Linked DNA regions of Mus musculus: regions 1 and 3 are each linked to region 2. A link is a loop called in an ENCODE intact Hi-C map of the cell type or tissue named here. Cell type or tissue: heart. All regions are shown on one strand. Each heading gives the region's core, and the rest is flanking DNA. Links, peaks and the distances in the headings are about the cores only. Region 1 overlaps Apip (APAF1 interacting protein). Region 2 holds the start of Elf5 (E74-like factor 5). Region 3 overlaps Slc1a2 (solute carrier family 1 (glial high affinity glutamate transporter), member 2).

Region 1 (6,600 bases), core at 1,125-5,124, 340 kb after region 2:
ATGGCTCAACTTGTACCTGATTCTGGGAACCTGCTTCTCCAAACCACTCAAGACTAAATTTATATATAATGACTACATTTTGTAGACTGGTGAATTTATTTAAACTTACAAAGTCATTGTTTTACAATTTTATGTCAGTTACATCACAAATTTTGAAATATAGTTAAATATTTAATTAAAATGAACAGAAAGCTTTCTTTTTCTCTCTCTCTCCCTCTCTCTCTCTCTCTCCCTCTCTCGCTCTCTCTCTCTTTCTAATAACCAGGAGCATATTTTAGAAATACATTAAGCCAATATGACTCTACTGGTGGTCCCAGTTCAAGTTTCCTGAAGACCAAGTTGGGGTGAGGAGATCTTACTTTCTCAGTGCAGAAAACAGGGGCTGCCCCACCCATTTTGACGGACGCTCCAGAGCAGGCTTTTGTTCAATAGAGCAAACGCTCCATTATTTGTGCTGTTAATAAGTCTCATGGCTGGGGAAGGGAGGAGGAGCCTGTCCCCGAGAACATATGTGGTTGTCTAACGCTCAGTGAGTGTCACTGACCGCAGAGCCCACTGCATCTCATTAGAAGGACAAAAGGACCATGGTCTGACTTATCAAAGAGAAGGAAAAATGCATGCCAAATCACTTAATAAAAAAGTATACCTGTAATAGCCTCCTGAGGTACATTTCCTTATTCCTTTGATCATCTCTTGATGTGTAATTTTAAACTCCTGTCCTGGAAACAGAAGGGTAGCCATCACAGCAGCTTTAGAGTGGGTATGAATCACTGCGCCAGCTCCTGCAGGATGAAGGGTAGATGCTCAGTGGGGAGAACTTACGTCTTTAAGAGAAAATCAACATACATCGCCAGGCGACTCTCTGAATGTTCCTGTGCTTGGTTATGGACTTAACTTTTTCCGCCATAGGAAGTGGTGGTGGGTAAGGCAGTGTCCCAGTTAGTTTCTGCTGCTAAAACATGGTGACCAAAGCCAACAAAAGAGAGCAAAGGCCTTACTTAGCTTTTATGTCCCGGGCCACTGAGGGAAGTCAGGGCAGGAACTCAAGGCAGGAACCTGGAGGTTAGAACTGAAGCAAAGGCCATAGAAGGACGCTGCTGACTGCCTGGCTCTCAAGGCTTGCTTAGCCTGCTTCCTTGTGCAATCCAGGACCACCTGCCCAGAAGAGGCACCACCCACAGTGAGCTGGGCCCTCCCACATCAGTTACTGATCAAGAAGATGTCCCCACAGACCTGCCTACAGGCCAGTCTGATGGTGGCAATTCCTCAACTGAAGTTCCACTTCCCAGATGATTCTAGCTTGTGTCAAGCTGACAAGAACTAACTATCAGGGAAGAGAATAACACTGGACCTTCTGCTCAGTTGATGGGAGAGTGAGATGGGTTGAAATCTTTCAAGTTCTTATACATATTAGATACTCGAGAGCTGTTAACTGAAGTCATAATTACTTTGATTTAGGGAGGCCGACTCTGCAAATGTTCTTTATACCAACTCCTTTCTGCATACCTCTCATGGTATAAGCATTCATGAAAAGAGGAGTGCACTGGCTTTTTTTCAGCTTCTTAGATGCTGGAGGCCCGCTTATGTCCTGCTCATTAATGTCACACACAAACATGTCTTCTGGCTATTTAGAGAGAGAGAAAGAGAAAAGGCTTTCTTAAAAAAAAAAACACACACTTAAAATGTGTCTACTATGTATTTGTATATCATATGCCTTTGCTTAATATTCAAAATAAATGTTTATGTTTGTTTCCCACGTTAGCACAGTTTTATGCTGTGGCCAGAGTGACGGTTCAGTGGGTAAGAGCACTGACAGCCCTTTCAGAGGACCTGGATCTGGTGCTAAGCCCCCGTACTTTTAACTCCAGTCCCAGCAGACCTGATGCCCCCTTCTGGCCTACATGGGAACTGCACACACACAGGGTGCACAGATACACATGCAGGGAAAACGCTGATACACACAAACCAATATAATTAAAAAATAGAGTTTTATGTCATCAAAAACTTTTGAAATTTGAGGGATAAAATCCAATGTAGAAACCATTGGATAATTAATGATGTTGCAGCTATTTCATGGACTTAGGCCTGCTGTTTCACAACTATTTTTCCGAAAATGCATATAAAAAAATCAACATCACAGATGGGTGTCAGAATTTTCTTATCTCCTGAGAAATTCAGTAATGACATTATTCTTCAAGTATTCAGGAATGTGTCAATCCAATGTTTTTTAGTGATGTCCGCATATTGCTGATTTGCAACTTCCAAATGTCAGGGCTCATCACAGACTACAATATAAACTTTCGTTAAGAGAGAAACTCTTCCTTTTTTCTTGTCTTAAATCAATGTTTTATGTATTTGGCTTGATTTGGAGGGTATTATTCTAGTATCAACATAGAATGCCACTTCTTAAAAATGAAACAATCCCATTTAAGTTGGAATAGCTTTGCCACTGAAAATCTGAACCAGTTGGTGTGACCCGAGCCATCAGCAGGCCCAGGTCACGGGTCTGATACAGGAGGATGACACCACATTTCTAACTGCAGCCTGCTACAGTTTTCTGGATGAGATTTTAAATACTTATTTTTGTGTGTTTGCCTGCATGCATATATGTGTATCCTGTGCATTCCTGGTCCCTTGAGAGGTCAGAAGAGTGGCTTTAGATCCCCTGAAAGGAGAGTTATAGGTAGTTGTGAGCCACTGTACAGGTGTTGAGAGGCAAACCCAGGTCTTCTGCAAGAGCAGAGGTTAAGAGCAAGTGCTCTCAAGCTGTAAGGCACTTCTCCAGCCCTGAAGGAGATTTTAAAATACACACTCATTATGCGGAGCATACTGGCCACTTTACAAAAAAATTGTAATTACTTAACAAATATTTAATAGTTACTTAGCAAATGTTTGTTGATTGGTTATTTAAATGATCACAATAGAACCACCCTTCAAAACTAACACAACCTTTTAGAAGCAATTCCGCTTCATGGAACAGCAGTCAAGGAGAGGGAGAGCTTCCGAGAGACCCTTTAGCATACCTGAATGCGTTCCTTTTGCACGCCTGAGGGAGCAATGTAGATTTCATTGCTGGTGACAAAAATATAGAAATTGGTTTTGTTTAGCGAAATTTCTGGTTTTGCACAAATAAAGTGTAGCCTTGCAGTCTAACTTTTAATGTTCTTTATACACCAAGCCACAAATGGCTGCTTGTTGAGGAATGGAGCTGGGGTGCACAGAAAGAGTTCTAAGATACTATGAGACACTAGTAGCCAAAGAAAACTTGTGTTATTTGCTTTTGTCTTTCCTGCGTTCACATATATGTGTTTCTTTTCACACACACACACACACACACACCAAGAATGAGGCGACTAGAGGAAAGATAAATGTGAATATGTAGTATTGAGCACTTTTTGGCATGGATGAACAGAATGTCAGTGTCCCATGCAAAATATAGTAACTCTAAAATTCAATCAGGCAAAGTATGTCTGATTAAGAACATTTCTGCATTGCAAAGAATGAGGTTTAAATTTATTGTTTGAAGTCATGAAGTGCAGAGCCCTCTGCTGGACAGTTTGCTAAATTACAGCATTAACAGTAGGTAACTGTAGAAGAGTTTCCTCTATGACAAGCATGTACATATTGGAAATTATTTGACAGTGAAGCAGTCACAAAAAGTGAAAAATGCAGAGAGGGTATTGAATGTAGTCGAATATGCCAATAATCATAGCACTTAGGAGGCTGAGCCAGGAAGATCATGAGTTCAAGAGTAGCTTGGGATATGCAGTGAGCAAATCTCTGAAATAAACAAAAAGGACAAGAACACACAGACACACAGACATACAGACACAGACACAGACACACACACACACACACACACACACACACACACACACACCAACAACCCATACTGAGAGAGAGAGAGAGAGAGAGAGAGAGAGAGAGATTGAGAGGTGGGGAGAAATATCTTTTGTTATGGGTGTTAGATCTATACCCTGTACCAGTTTCCACAAAGTCCTCTATGGTGCTGTCAAATATGACTTGCAGCATCATTTCCAAACCTCCCATATTCTCTCCGATTACAGAATGGTCCCCTGGCTCACTTATTAGTTTCAGTTGTCAGAGCATGTAAATGAGCTGCCACAAAGATGAAAATCAAGAAGCCTCAATCAACACCCGGGTCTCTAGCTTCTGCCATGGAGACAGAGGTGCACAACGTGCAGGAACCACAGCTCCTAGTGAAGATGGTCTGTACAAAGCTGCTCAAGTGGCTGCTACACAGTACAGACTTGGGGCTGACGGGCACGTGGGTGAGATGAGTAAGTTACACTCTAGACGATAAAGGCCTGAGAGGCGAGCAGAACCCGGGGAGCTTATGCATGCATTAGATTCCTGAAGCAGCTGAGGCACTCAGTCTCTGCTGCCCGAGGCAACAGTGTGGCAGCCCTCCCTCCTGAGCCTCTGGCAAGGGCAGGGACCACACTGCACAGCCCCAGTCATTGGCTCGCCAGCCTTGTGGACACGGAGAAATTCTAGCTGTGCTAAGTCTGATTGTATTGTTGCCTTTGTAAATGGGAATTAATTTAGACTTTGATCAACTCTGACTAATTCTTAGACAAACTAAGTAAATTTTGGACATGTCAATACTAACACAAAAAGAAAAACATTTAAAAACCAACAGCTTTTTCTTTAGGAGATAATGTATTGCTTGGTTTTATGAGCCACAAATAAAACAAGATTTGAGGCTCCCAAGAGTAAGTGTCGGAGTTACTTCTCCATACTCCCTGCTCTCATTCTAAACAAGAGGAGAAAAAAAAAAAACCCAAACCAAACAAACAAACAAAAGCAAGAGCTCATACTACATCTGTGTCCAGGTGTCTATTCTAATTTACCCTCTGCTCATTAAAGATCACTGAAATATTATATCTAGGTAGCTCATCTATAATATGTGTTAATCAAATGCAACAGGCTTAGTGAGGCTGGCACATATTGATGAAAACAGGACATGCTAAATCTAAATGCTACAGACCAAGCTGAAAGGCCACGGCTGCTGAGGGCCATAGACTGACTTTGAGGGTTCCTGTGCCTGTGCTCAGTGCGATCTCTATGTGGATCTCTGTGTGCTCTCTCTCTCTCTCTCTCTCACACACACACACACATCCATCCATACACTAGTTATGTGAGCTGGAGTGGTAGCAGCCAAACCTTGAAAGCTGTCAGTATTTCTACTTTACGTATGGTTCTAGTGCATTACCTACTGTATGTACATGTCTTTTCAACTTTATTTGCACCAAGAGTCAGACACAGACAAAACCATCACCGCAAACACGAAGCTGAGTAATATGGTCGAATAAAGTCATTTAAATATTAGGGATAACATTCAGCACCTTACTAAAAATAGCCATTTTAGTCTGTAAGGCACAAACTTGAAGCCAAACGAAGCCTTAAAATTCTGGCTCTTCCCATTTGTGGCCCCTAGAGGGAGCTCCTTGCCTATTAAAAATAACGAAAAACTACAGATGATGCAACTTTCCTATAAATTGATTGTGGTGCTATAAAAGTGATTACATATTAAGAGATGTGCCAATAAATGGTTTATGTTGGCCGCACACAATCAGGCTGTGGAACAGTAAAGTTCTTCTAGAAGAAGTCCTGTATAGTTTCTTGCTTTAAAAACTTCTCTTGAGGGGCTGGTGAGATGGCTCAGTGGGTAAGAGCACCCGACTGCTCTTCCGAAGGTCAGGAGTTCAAATCTCAGCAACCACATGGTGGCTCACAACCATCTGTAACAAGATCTGACGCCCTCTTCTGGAGTGTCTGAAGACAGCTACAGTGTACTTACATATAATAAATAAATAAATCTTAAAAAAAAAACTTCTCTTGAGTTTGCATTCTATTCTTTTTAACTTTGCTGTATATATTTTTAAAAAGCCAGAAACAAGTATTTTAGCTCAGTTTGGTAGGAGCTCTGTTATATACAAAGCCATTTTCTGCACCAGTAGAGAGAGAGAGAGCATAAAAAGCAGCCTTTAGAAATAAATCATACATCAGGGAAATTAAATTACAGACAGGCACTTGACTTCTTAGATAGGAATGAATTATTCATAGTTTCAGGTATATTGTGCATAAGGAAACCTGAGAGCTTAGGCACAGGGCAACATGGCCGTGCAGGCGATCAGGGAAGACGCTTTATCTGTACTGAGAGAATTCTTATATCCACAGCTGTCTAAGCTGTTGACTAAGTCACATTTTGCTATTTCCCACTGTTGAATTAATATTTCATGAAGGACACTGTAATTTGGAGCAGATGAAATTCCAAAGTCATTATTTTGTGGGAAGGAGTAAAATTCCTTTTGTTTAAGATGTTCTGATTTTATTTTACAACCTATTTCCTATTATAAAATGCAGATTCCTTGACGGATACATACACATACATATATGTACATGTATACACATGCATACCATGTACACATACACTCAGCATATAAATATTTTAGTGATCCAACTTTGCTAAAGAAAAAAGGTGAATTAGAATACAGAATAAAACCCCGCCTCCAGCAACAGGACTCCTACATTTCAGGGGGAAGACATCAACCCACTTCAGCAAGCCCTGGGAGA
Region 2 (6,600 bases), core at 1,444-5,443:
TGATGACCATTCGGTGTGCAGAAGAACTGCATGCTGGGTATAACACACAGAATCTTTCCCCAGGTCCCAGTTAGGAAGCCTTTTTCTTGATACCCCATAGGGTTAAAGGGCCCAGCAGTTATCATAGCCATGGATCTCACCTGGGAGCCCATCAATCAGAAGTCCAGGCTTCCTGAGTCTGGGCCCTAATTTTCCCATGGATGGGCCAGCTTGATGTCTTGAATCTGTACGGGGTGGGAATGTCGGCAAGGAGGACTAAGACTGTACATGGCGCTTATTCTAAACTCGACTTCTGAAAAGTCTTTTAAGTGTGAAGAGAGGATGGGAAAGAGTCTCATACTTTTTGGGCTGGACACTAAGAACACCACTGATATGACCTTCAATGACTCTATATGACTGCATATGGAGAAAGGAGAGGTGGGCCCCAAATGGAAGAGAACAGAACGCAGTCTCCAGGTCTTTAAAGTCTATGGGGGCACCCTCCAAAGATTAACCCTAACCTTGACTTTGCCCTTCCTCATCCATGACTAACAATAGAAGACCTTTCATATTTAACAAGAAACTTATTTGGTAAAATTGAACTGGATCTTATCAGTAGGGAGTTCTCCTCCTTTAAGGATTCCACACCCCCACCCCCACCCCCACCCCCACCCCAGCACACCTTCTTGATCTTTAATCTCTTCAGCGCTACACACAATGATGGATTTGGTTCCCTCCGATAATTCCTTTTATGGCAAATTATACCCATTAGGTTTGCATAGAGGGCTCTCTCTGGGATTTACCATGCTGTTTTCCTTCCATAATTATTTCTTGCTTCTTCGTGGTGGGGGTTGGGGGGGGGAGGCGTGGGGAGGTCTTTTATGAAAGCAGTGAACATTTCTTTCTTTTTTTGTTTTGCTATTGTCATAAGAGGAGGCGTTATTAAGTCTAAGCTCACCACAAAAGGCCAGGCTACTTAGCCAGCATGCACTAGGTGTGCAAGCTCAGGAATAAAGCTGCTTTGTGTTTAGCAACACCTTCTCTCTAGGCCTTGGAAGGTGCTTGCAATAAGTGGGCACTTTTGGCTGGTTTTCTAATGTAGATGGATAATCAGTGTGGTGCCCTCTTCTCAGTGAAGGCTCTGGACCAGCAACATCCAAAGACCAGGTCTGGGTTTGCACAGCTGTTCTCAATGGCAGAAGGCTCTGGTTTGTGTGTGTGTGTGTGTGTGTGTGTGTGTGTGTGTGTGTGTGTGTATGTTGATAATGAAAACAAGGCAGAAAAGAACCAGGTTAGGTAGGCCTAGCAGTGCACAGAACCAAAAGAGGGATATTAGAAGGTTCCTGGGCCGGCTAGTCTAGCTATCCTCTGGCTTGTCATTATGGAAAGAGCCCTGAACATGGAGAGATGATCCTGCCTCTTTCATCTCTCTAAACCTCACTTCTTCACCCATGACAGGAAAACACTAGGAGACGCATTCAAGGTCAGCCCTGGCTCTGTGATTTTTCTGCAGCCTCTCATTAGATCAGCCAAACGCTTCCAAACCTGTACTCATGTACACACGTGTAGCCACATTGATAACATTTGCACTTTGGTCAGGTAAAGTCACCAAATACTCAAAATATAACCAGTACGACCTCTGATTAAACCTGTAGCCCCAGAAAGTCCTGTGCTCCCCTCCTCCTCCTTCCCTCTCCTGCTCAGCTGGACAACTGAGCTGGGATCCTTATACTCCCATGCCCTGGCTTTCAATAGACCAACAACAGATGGAAGCAGTTTCCCCCAGATTAATTATCACCCTGGCCACCTCATAGGGAAGGCATGATCGGTACGAAAAAGATTGGTCTGATCACCCTAAGGTGGTGGAATCAAATGAGCTCTTTTTTTACTGGTGAGAAGGTCGATTATAGGTACCTTTGGAGTGAGTCAGGGCAGGCCTGGAACTGAGAGCCTCCAGCAACTTTCTATCTCCTTTCTGAGCAAGCTCACATACCACGCAGACAATAGGGCCCACCCAGCCAAAGAGCCAGGGCTATAGGCTTTTGTCCCACTTACAAACCAATGGCAGAAATAATGGTGACGGTGCAAACTACCCAGCCTTGCCCAATTTGTCAGAGGAGGAAAATTCTTCCTTTGACCCGAGCCGAGATCCTCAAGGTCATTTTGGGGATGTGACCAAATATCTACCCAACTAAGCATCTATACCTGGGCTATTTCCCCTGTTTCCTTTCCATTTCTTTCCTCCCCTTCACCTTTTCTCATGTATGGACCTACAGTGCAGATCAGGCTAGCCTCAAACTTGAGGCAAGCTTCCTGTTTCTATCTTCGGAATGTCTGTTCACAGGCATTGGCTATTTCTCTGTCAAAACGTCTTTGAGCTAAGCCAAACCAGTGCAAAATGAGGAAAGTGAGACAGTGAAAATCCTCCCACAGTTTTATCATCTTGGCAGTGCCGTTGAGGAGAGAAACACTTTTTCTTTCCTAACGCTCCACGACACCTGAATGCCCACTGCGGCAGAGCCTCACGGATAGGAAGTGTTACTTTCCCACCCTTCGGGGCTCTTTAAGAAGGGTGGCTGCAGAGGGCTCAGTGGGGGTTTCAACACTTGCAGCAGTGGAGGGCTTGTGGGTTGGGTTCTTGAGTATTTGTTCTGAAAGCAACCACTGCATTGTGGGAGCCAACTCGCCAGTGCCTTATTGAGCAATACTTCATTTTTCTTCAGCTCATTTAGGACTTCATTTGTTTGGTTTTTTTTTTAAGCTATATTTTTCTAAAACATCATAGAAGGAAGCTGTGGGCTTCGATCGGAAGATCACAAGTTTTAGGTTAAAGACGCAGAGAATGAGTGTTGTTTGCGGTAGTCACAAAGCAAGCGACGGAGGGCACAATTCCTGCCTAGCCTGCTGCAACCTCTGACTTTCTTGCAGGCGTGCTAAAAGTTTTGATTTTTTTCCCCATCCTGGTCTGCTAATCTGTAAGTACTCATGACCATCTCTGATAACCTACTTCCGAATCCTTAAAATGGACATCTCAACACACAGTCCGCTGAGCGTCCTGAGGATTTAATAAAATCAGTGAACATTGATTGAGTAGCTAAAAAGTTTCACTCTGAAGACTTTTGAGAAGAGGAGGCAACCAAACTGTAAAAGCTGCTGTCCCCAATACACTGAATCATAGAAAGACCCTTGCCGAGAGAATGAAGGCAGGAGAATGAAGCTTTCCGTGTGGATGAGCACGTGTAACAGCCTGGGTCTGAGTCTTTGGACTACCACACAAAACCATCTCTATAAATTACCGGGCCTTCTTGTGCCTCAGTTGCCCCATCTGTAAAATGGAGACTAAGTGCATAATGATCTAGGACCCCTATTCTGTCTTAAATTCTCCTACCTTAACGCAGATGCGGGAGAGCATGTGTTTCCAGTTGCTGCCAGTAGGGGGCAAATGCGCACAAACCCCTGAACGCATACAGACTGATAAGGTTTGAGAATACAGTGGAAAAAAACCCTAGCCACTTCTCTTCTGGAAGCACTCTGTCCTAAGGGGCTGTGGGAGGGCCAAATGAGATTCCTTTAAACTATTTTGTACAAACTCCTTAAAAAAACAAAAACAAAAACAAAAAAAGCCTTAAACAGTAAGAATACCATTCTCTGTATCAAGAGGGGCAGCTTGGTGAGCAGGCCCTCCAAAGAACTGAGGGGTGAGGCCAGGGTTGGGGGAGGTGGTGGGTTTTTCTTGAGCTGGCTATCCGTGCAGAATCCGGCTTCCTCCTAAAGGCAGCTAAAGGATGGGCAGAGATTTAAGCGCCTGTACACATTCTCTCAGCTGCCTTTGGTTTAGTGGAACCAGAGGAAGTGGGGGCCGGTGAAGAGGGTGGGTGGCCACCTTCCCGGAGGAGACAAAAAAAAATCTCTCCGGCAAGCCGTCAAACCTGAGTCAAACACCCCCGGAGGAGGCACTCTGGCTTCCTCACGGAGGGGCTGCCGTGGGAGCTGGAAACAGAGACTCAGTCCCAGGCCCCAGCTAAGTCTCTGAGCCCCGACACCCCCTTTCAATTCATTCAAAAGAGCAAAGAAAAGCTGCTTACGTGAAGACAAGTGGTGGCTAGGTCCAGACAGAAGGCTTTCAAGGCAAGAGAAGGCAAGCGCGCTCCCAGCACCAGCGGACTGTAGAAATAAAGGCACCTGTAGCCGTGTGATATAAGTGACACCTACAGACAGGTCCGTTTGGTTTTTCAGGTTTATGCACAGCCCCTTTGATGACGGTGACATACGGTGTGACACGGCTCCTCGGGGGTGGGGGGTGGTTTTCACATGCAGAAAGTTTACCTTTCTCCTGCTTTTGTGCCCAGCTCCCACCACCCACCGAGGGGACCCAGGAAATGAGCAGAGAATTCTTGCCCCCGGGGGGATAAGTGGAGTGCTGGCTGGAGCAGTCTCCGTTGAGCAAGCTGGAGGGAAGGAAATTCAGGCCTGGTGTCTGTTCATTGCAGCCTTTGCCTGGGCTGGCCAAGTCCCGAACCTCTGTATGTAGTGTTATCCCCTATTCTGTGCGTGTTAGGAAAGAAGAGCAGTGCCAAGAAGTGGTAAAGAATAAAGGTGCTTCAGGGATCAAATTCTGAGCCGGTCATTTTCTGGCTGCATTACTGTGAATAAGTTAATGAGCATATCCGGGATCCATCAGATTAATGCAATAATGGAATCTGTCCTTGGGTTGCTGGGAAGGCCATACTTGGTAATGTCAGCCAATCACCTGGAAGCCTGTCCTTGGGCGCTACATATTTCCTTCTATTGATCCTGGTGGGGACCTTCCGATCAGGGGGCAGGGAGAGAGTCAGGGAGCAGTGCTTTCACTGGCCTTTCCACTCTAAGCACCCAAAGGGCGCCATGTTTGAATACAGGAGCCATGTGACAGCTTTCCCCCTTTCCCAGTGTCCTCTGTTTTAGAAATGGCGATATGAAGGGATCGTGGAGCTGCAGTGTCAAACATCCAGAACAACACGGGGGCGGGGGGTCCTGATTGGCTTGCAAGCTGTCAGCTGTCTCACTGAGAACTACCCAGTTTTTAGGACATCTCTCAAATCTAAATGACGGCCTAGGCAGTCATCTGGGAGGAGTGTTCATAACCCCCTTTCGTGGGTTCCGTTCCTCTCTCAATCTCAGGCAGCCAAGACACCAAGGTGCTCAAACTGCAGACTCTGTGATCTTGAAGTGGAAAGCAGAGATTGACTGGTTGGTTAGGTTTTCTTGGGAACACTGGGCATAGGCACAAACACTCAAATCCAAACACCCGAACGGCGTGAAGAAACAAAAGGCAGTTCATGTGAGGAGTCATGTGTCATCATGGAAAAATAGTCGGGGCAAGATAAGTGGCCTGTTGAGGCTCTGGCTTGGCTCTGGGACCTTAGGTGGGAGAGCCAGCTTTTCTGGGTCAGAATTCTCCCAACAGTAATAGGAGAAAACGGGATTAAGTTATTTATTTATTTATTTAATCATTTTGTTGGATTTAACAGTGCCTTTAATCCCAACACTCAGGCGGCAGATATCTGTGGGTTTGAGGCCAGGTTGATTTACACAGTGAGTTTTAGGCTACCCAGGGTGATCCACACAATGAGACCCTGTATCACTAGGCATTTTTAAAACATGTTTTTTTTTTTTTTTTTTTTTTTAATGCATACTGGTATTCTGCCTACTTGTATCCTGTATGTGAGAGGGTCAGATCCTCTGGAACTGGAGTTACAGACGGTTGTGAGCTGCCACGTGGGTGCTGGGAATTGAACCTGGGTCCTCTGCAAGAGCAGCAAACTTTGAGCCATCTCTCCAGCCTCTCCTCTTTGCTTTTGGCACAGTCTATTGCTGAGCCTGATTTAGCTACACTAGCTGGGTTACAAGCTTCCAGGCTCCTCCTGACTCTGCCTCTCTAGTCCTGGGATTGCAGGCCTGCCCTGCTACACCTGGCTTTTTCTTTAATTTGGGTTCTAGAGATTGACTGAACTCAAGGCTTGGGGAGGGAAGTGCTTTATCCACAGCACCATCTCTCCAGCCCTTAGGCGGGAGTTTAAAAAGTGTCCTGTTTGAAGGTCGAGAGTTTAGAAGAGGGATTCAAGAAGAGCCCCAAAGCTTTTCTCTAAATCTTCTTGGTAAAATTTCGTCTGAACAAAAGTATCTGCACAGGACCAGAATCTGGAAATAACCGAATTCAGATGTCCTCACAGAAGTTTTAACATCTGTGACTTGTCCTGTTGAAGCCTGTTTTTTGGGGGACTCCTCTGTCCTGCACATGATTTTCTCTGCTGCTGAGCTTTGTCCCACCTCGTTACCAGTTTCTGAACCACACGCACGTGCGCACACGTGCGCGCGAGCACACACACACACACACACACACACACACACACACACACACACTGTCTTCCCAAGGAAAAGTGTCCAAGAAAAACGGGCTATTCTGCTACTGTCTTTAGAAAACAATATGTTTTTAGAAAACCAAAGCAGTTTTGGAGAATTTGCATTTTTTTCTATGACCCGAGTTTGGATGCTAGTGGTCCTGTTTTGCTTTGTGGTCCTGAGTACATAATGTAGCATCTCTGGGTGACTGCCTGGGGAATTAGAGGCTTCTGGACCAGT
Region 3 (4,000 bases), core at 1-4,000, 740 kb after region 2:
AGAGACCCTGCCTCGATATATAAGATGGAGTAGAGGAAGAGCCTCAAGCCTCTCCACATGGGCATACACAGCTGCACAGACATGTGCCGACACACAAGCAAGCACTCGTACACATACATATACGTCCCCCGGAGATAAAGCAAATAAAAATGCCCTGAGGTAGACAAAATACACTCTCGGAACTAAATTCATCTCTTCTTTCTTTTATCTTTACTACTATGGTTATGAGAAAAATCAATATTATGCATGTGACCCAACTGTATATCTATGAGAAAGAAATGATGTTTTTAATTGTCAGTTTTATATTCTGTGTACACAGTACTGGATTACATAATGACATTTCATGCAAGTCTATTTTATTGTTTGGTAGATTCCCTTCATAGCACCTCTCTCCCCCTTCTCACCCCCACCTCCTGTTACATTCCTTTATTCCCTGAGGTAGTTTTATTTCCACTTTTATGTTATGCATACAAAGATGTCTCTATATAAAATCTGGACACTACACTTGAGAACAAATACTCTATCTGTCTTTCTGAGACTGAATTCCTTTACTTAGCAAGGTTAGATCCAGTTGTATCCACAGCATCAGCCTACCATGGTCCAATATGGCCTGTCAACTGTTTATGTAAATGAAGTTCCCAGAAATCAACTTATCTGAGATTACTCATCTGGTCACCAGAAAACAGAATCAGAGTCTGTTTCAATACATACATGAACATGTGTTCAATACATACATGAACATCTGTTCAACACATACATGTTCAGGTACATACACAGACACACACATAGACACACACGGTTACTGGGTTACATACACAAATAAAACATTAGTCAGTCTCAGCAAGGCCTGAGACACCATTTCTACCTCAAGCACACTTTCCCAAAACTCTACTCACTCACCCTATCTAGATATTGGTGCAAAAAAAGTGCATGCCTCTAACTACCACCCACATAAGCACCAGCTACCCCAGAAAGAAAGGGGGACAGGTGTGGATTCCCCTAAAAGAGAATCAGATCTTCCAGAGAACTGAAGGGCGTAAATTGTTCTTCCACTTCAGGTAAAACTTCAGCATGCCTTCTCCTCAGCATGCCAGTAAATGCTGCCCTTTGGAGCACATTCTCTCCCTCTTTCACCCTCCTTGGTCAAAGTAGAAGATGTCTACACCCGTCCAGAGTCACATCAAGGATTTTCCTTGAGAGGTCTTGGTTTCTGTATTCAACCCTCAAATCTTAGGGCTTCAATCTCAGATATCTCAATTATTCAAAGTGACTTTGGAAACAGTGTATGGGAAAGGTTTTCTGGGCTGTTTTAAAAAGAGAGACTTGATAAGATAACAATATCTTATCAAGTAACAATTACTCATAACCCTGTGTGTGTGTGTGTGTGTGTGTGTGTGTGTGTGTACCTATACATGTACACATTAAACACAGTTCTCAAAGGGTGAATAGGATTATTTTTGCTTACATCTACTTTAATTTTTTTCTATTGTGAAAAGTCATTTGCTTGTATAATTTTTCTGTTCCTGGTTGGAAAGAGCTCTGTGAAGAGAGTCTGGGGGTAGGGGGAGGTGTTGAGTCCATTGCCAGGCTCCCACTGACTTCTATAGGAAGACACATGACATGACTTCAGGCTAGTATAAAAGTAAAACTGTGATGGGTTGAGGGTCAGTTGCAGAGGTTAGCTAGCCAGCTCTGAGCAAAAGAGAGTCTGCAGCGCCCCCCGGTGTCAGGGCAGTGGAAGTCCCAGGCACAGGCAGAAGAAGCAGGATTCTGCGCATCTCAGGAGAGCAGGCCCTGTGGGCAGCCCCGTGGAACAAACTAGGTTCCCAGTGCCAAGGAGCAGTTAAAGCCTTCTTGAGTTTGTTGTTCATATTTCTTCTTGCCAGATACGACATCTGAAAAGCCCATGTCCTGTCCTTTGGCGGCTCACAGAAAGGGCCCAATGTTCTCACACTCACTTTTTCCCCAAGAGAGCAGAGGGTCTTGGGAAAGCCTACTGAGGGGCTCCCCTGGTCCCTTCAGTGTCGGGACAGCCTTGGCGTCTGCAGAACCTCCTTCTCGAGAAGATTCAGAATCAGTGAGGTGCACACATATTTGCTTGGAGGGAGAGGGTAATAAATATATCATTGACAAGGGTTGAAAGCTGTTTACTTCTGGAGGGCTCAATTGTGCGTGTTTTGGGACAATAGAAGCATCATTGGGTTTAAGCAGTAATAAGCGATAAGTTAAATCAGCCACCTTTTCTAAGCACTTTTGTGTTCCAGCACAGGTCAAAATGACAGGTAGCTAGTATTTCATGCCCCAAGGCAGCCGCCATTACTCCTAATGTATAGTAACCTTATATGAGGAGCCTGCATTTCCATAAGGCCAAATCATGTGTCCAGGAAGTACCTTGCCCTGTATTCGAACATCTTGAGGTTTGTCATTGGCGGCAGCTGTCTTACACTAAGGCTTAGGTCAGAGTAACATGTCATGGAGCAGAAAACCCAGGCTGCATTCTCTGGGCACACAGGCTGTGACGCTGTGTGGCTGCCAGATGGTGAGTAGCCGACTGTCATCCAGAAGCCCCATCTCTAACACCTAGCAGAGGGCCAGCCGATCTGCAAGCATCTGTGAAGTGAATAGCGGGTGCCACATTTTATTGCCACCTGAGTGATGCATGTTACACTCCAGGAGGGTTCTCTGTGTTTACAGCCCCCACATGCAAGGCATCCGCAGTTTCTGATCTCCCTCCAATGCTAATTAATAATTGGGGTCCTTCCCTGATCACTTTAAAGGCAGATGGCTGAAGATGTGGTCCCCAGCGTGCACAGCCCATCTAAAGGACTCTGATAGCCCAGCTCCTCAGTCCTTTCTACAGATTCACTGTTCCAGACAGGGAAGGGAAGCCAACTCCCAAACCTGAGTTCATAATTAAGCCTTGAATCAGACTGGACTTTGGCAATGAGCAGAGGACATCCAGACAACAAGTGAAAGGACATTTTACACACAAAAAGAACAGTCACCCACCACTTCCCCTTCCAACCTGAATACATGCTCCTAGATTTTTTTATCTTCCCTAGAAAAATAACCAAATTTAGGAATAAACCAAAAAGGGAAATGGAGATGCCCTTTGAAGTAGAGTGAGATTGATGCCCAGTTTGCCCTCAGTGAAGTAACACTGGCATCTGACCATTCAGTCAATATGCCTGATAAATGCACATCACAGCTTACACAAGACTATTGTGAATGTGCTGAGACCTTTTACAGTGGCCTACACTTGGGGGAACTCATCCGAAATAAGGCCTATTCTAAAATCGTGTTGAATGTCTTATATAACTTATTGTCTACTGTACTAAAAGGGAATAGCAAAATCAGCATGAGTGTACTCTTACCATCATGAAGACAATACTCGCAAGTCAAGACATCTTAAGTCGGAGACCATCTGGTTACTTGAAATGGACCAAGCACCCTCCCATTCACTTGACCGTGAACCTTCTGTGAGTGTTCCCTCCCTTGGCTTCATTCTAACTCTCTTTCCAATACTTCTTCTTGACCCACTGAAAAAGAGTCACTTCCATTCCAAGATCAACCTTTTCTTTTTTCCTCAAAAGGCAGACTATTTTACTTCCCCCTGCTCAGGTAGCCCCATTGTCCTGGCTTTCTTAGGACATTTGCAGCACACATTTTATAGATACCCTGTCCCTGATGTAATGTCAGCTGACATAGAGTGACCAAAGTCACATTCAGGTCTCCGAAGCCTCTGTGTGCTGTGCAGGCATCACAGGAACAGGCTGCTTGCTTTCAGCATCCACACCCTCGTTCCTATGGATGGTGAATATGCAGAGAGGAATGCTTGAACTTGAACATGCAGATGTGCAGAGGTACCTTAAAAATACACCAAATACCTGAAAGTTCAAATAGCTAACTGAATTCTCCTGGTTGAAAACAACAACAATAAAACCTAACTTCAGCTCGAAGACTGTGAACTTTGTCCTATTTAAAATGCCTGTGTGATCTA

The links. Hi-C counts contacts between places; a loop is a spot of excess contacts. Peaks named below come from ENCODE experiments on the same cell type or tissue, not always from the same donor. Only the 100,000 strongest peaks of a DNase experiment are listed, where the experiment ranks them.
Region 1: it touches region 2 in a loop (12-fold over the local background); 20 of 42 quality-filtered maps call a loop at or near these places.
Region 3: a loop joins it to region 2, with 13 times the contacts of the local background. A loop is called at or near these places in 3 of 42 quality-filtered maps.

The regions. Positions count from the first base shown.
Region 1 is chr2:103,083,585-103,090,184 of GRCm38, reverse strand. It overlaps Apip (APAF1 interacting protein), which reads right to left. Exons shown (of 7, transcript NM_019735.4): 3 at 3,024-3,072; 4 at 1,507-1,624; 5 at 647-782. Among named protein-coding and RNA genes, the nearest start is that of Apip, 13 kb to the right of the region's middle. In heart, for the core only: CTCF peaks have their summits at 1,899 (motif pointing left) and 3,553 (motif pointing left); no DNase peak of the experiment used is centred there.
Region 2 is chr2:103,421,653-103,428,252 of GRCm38, reverse strand. It overlaps Elf5 (E74-like factor 5), which reads right to left and starts at 4,185. Exons shown (of 7, transcript NM_010125.3): 1 at 4,065-4,185. In heart, for the core only: a CTCF peak has its summit at 3,404 (motif pointing right); no DNase peak of the experiment used is centred there; H3K4me3 peaks cover 452 bases; H3K27ac peaks cover 756 bases.
Region 3 is chr2:102,680,091-102,684,090 of GRCm38, reverse strand. All of the region lies in intron 1 of Slc1a2 (solute carrier family 1 (glial high affinity glutamate transporter), member 2), which reads right to left. LOC115489466 (a long non-coding RNA gene) reads right to left here. Exons shown (of 2, transcript XR_003953884.1): 2 at 1,485-4,000. Among named protein-coding and RNA genes, the nearest start is that of Slc1a2, 23 kb to the right of the region's middle. In heart, for the core only: a CTCF peak has its summit at 1,729 (motif pointing left); no DNase peak of the experiment used is centred there.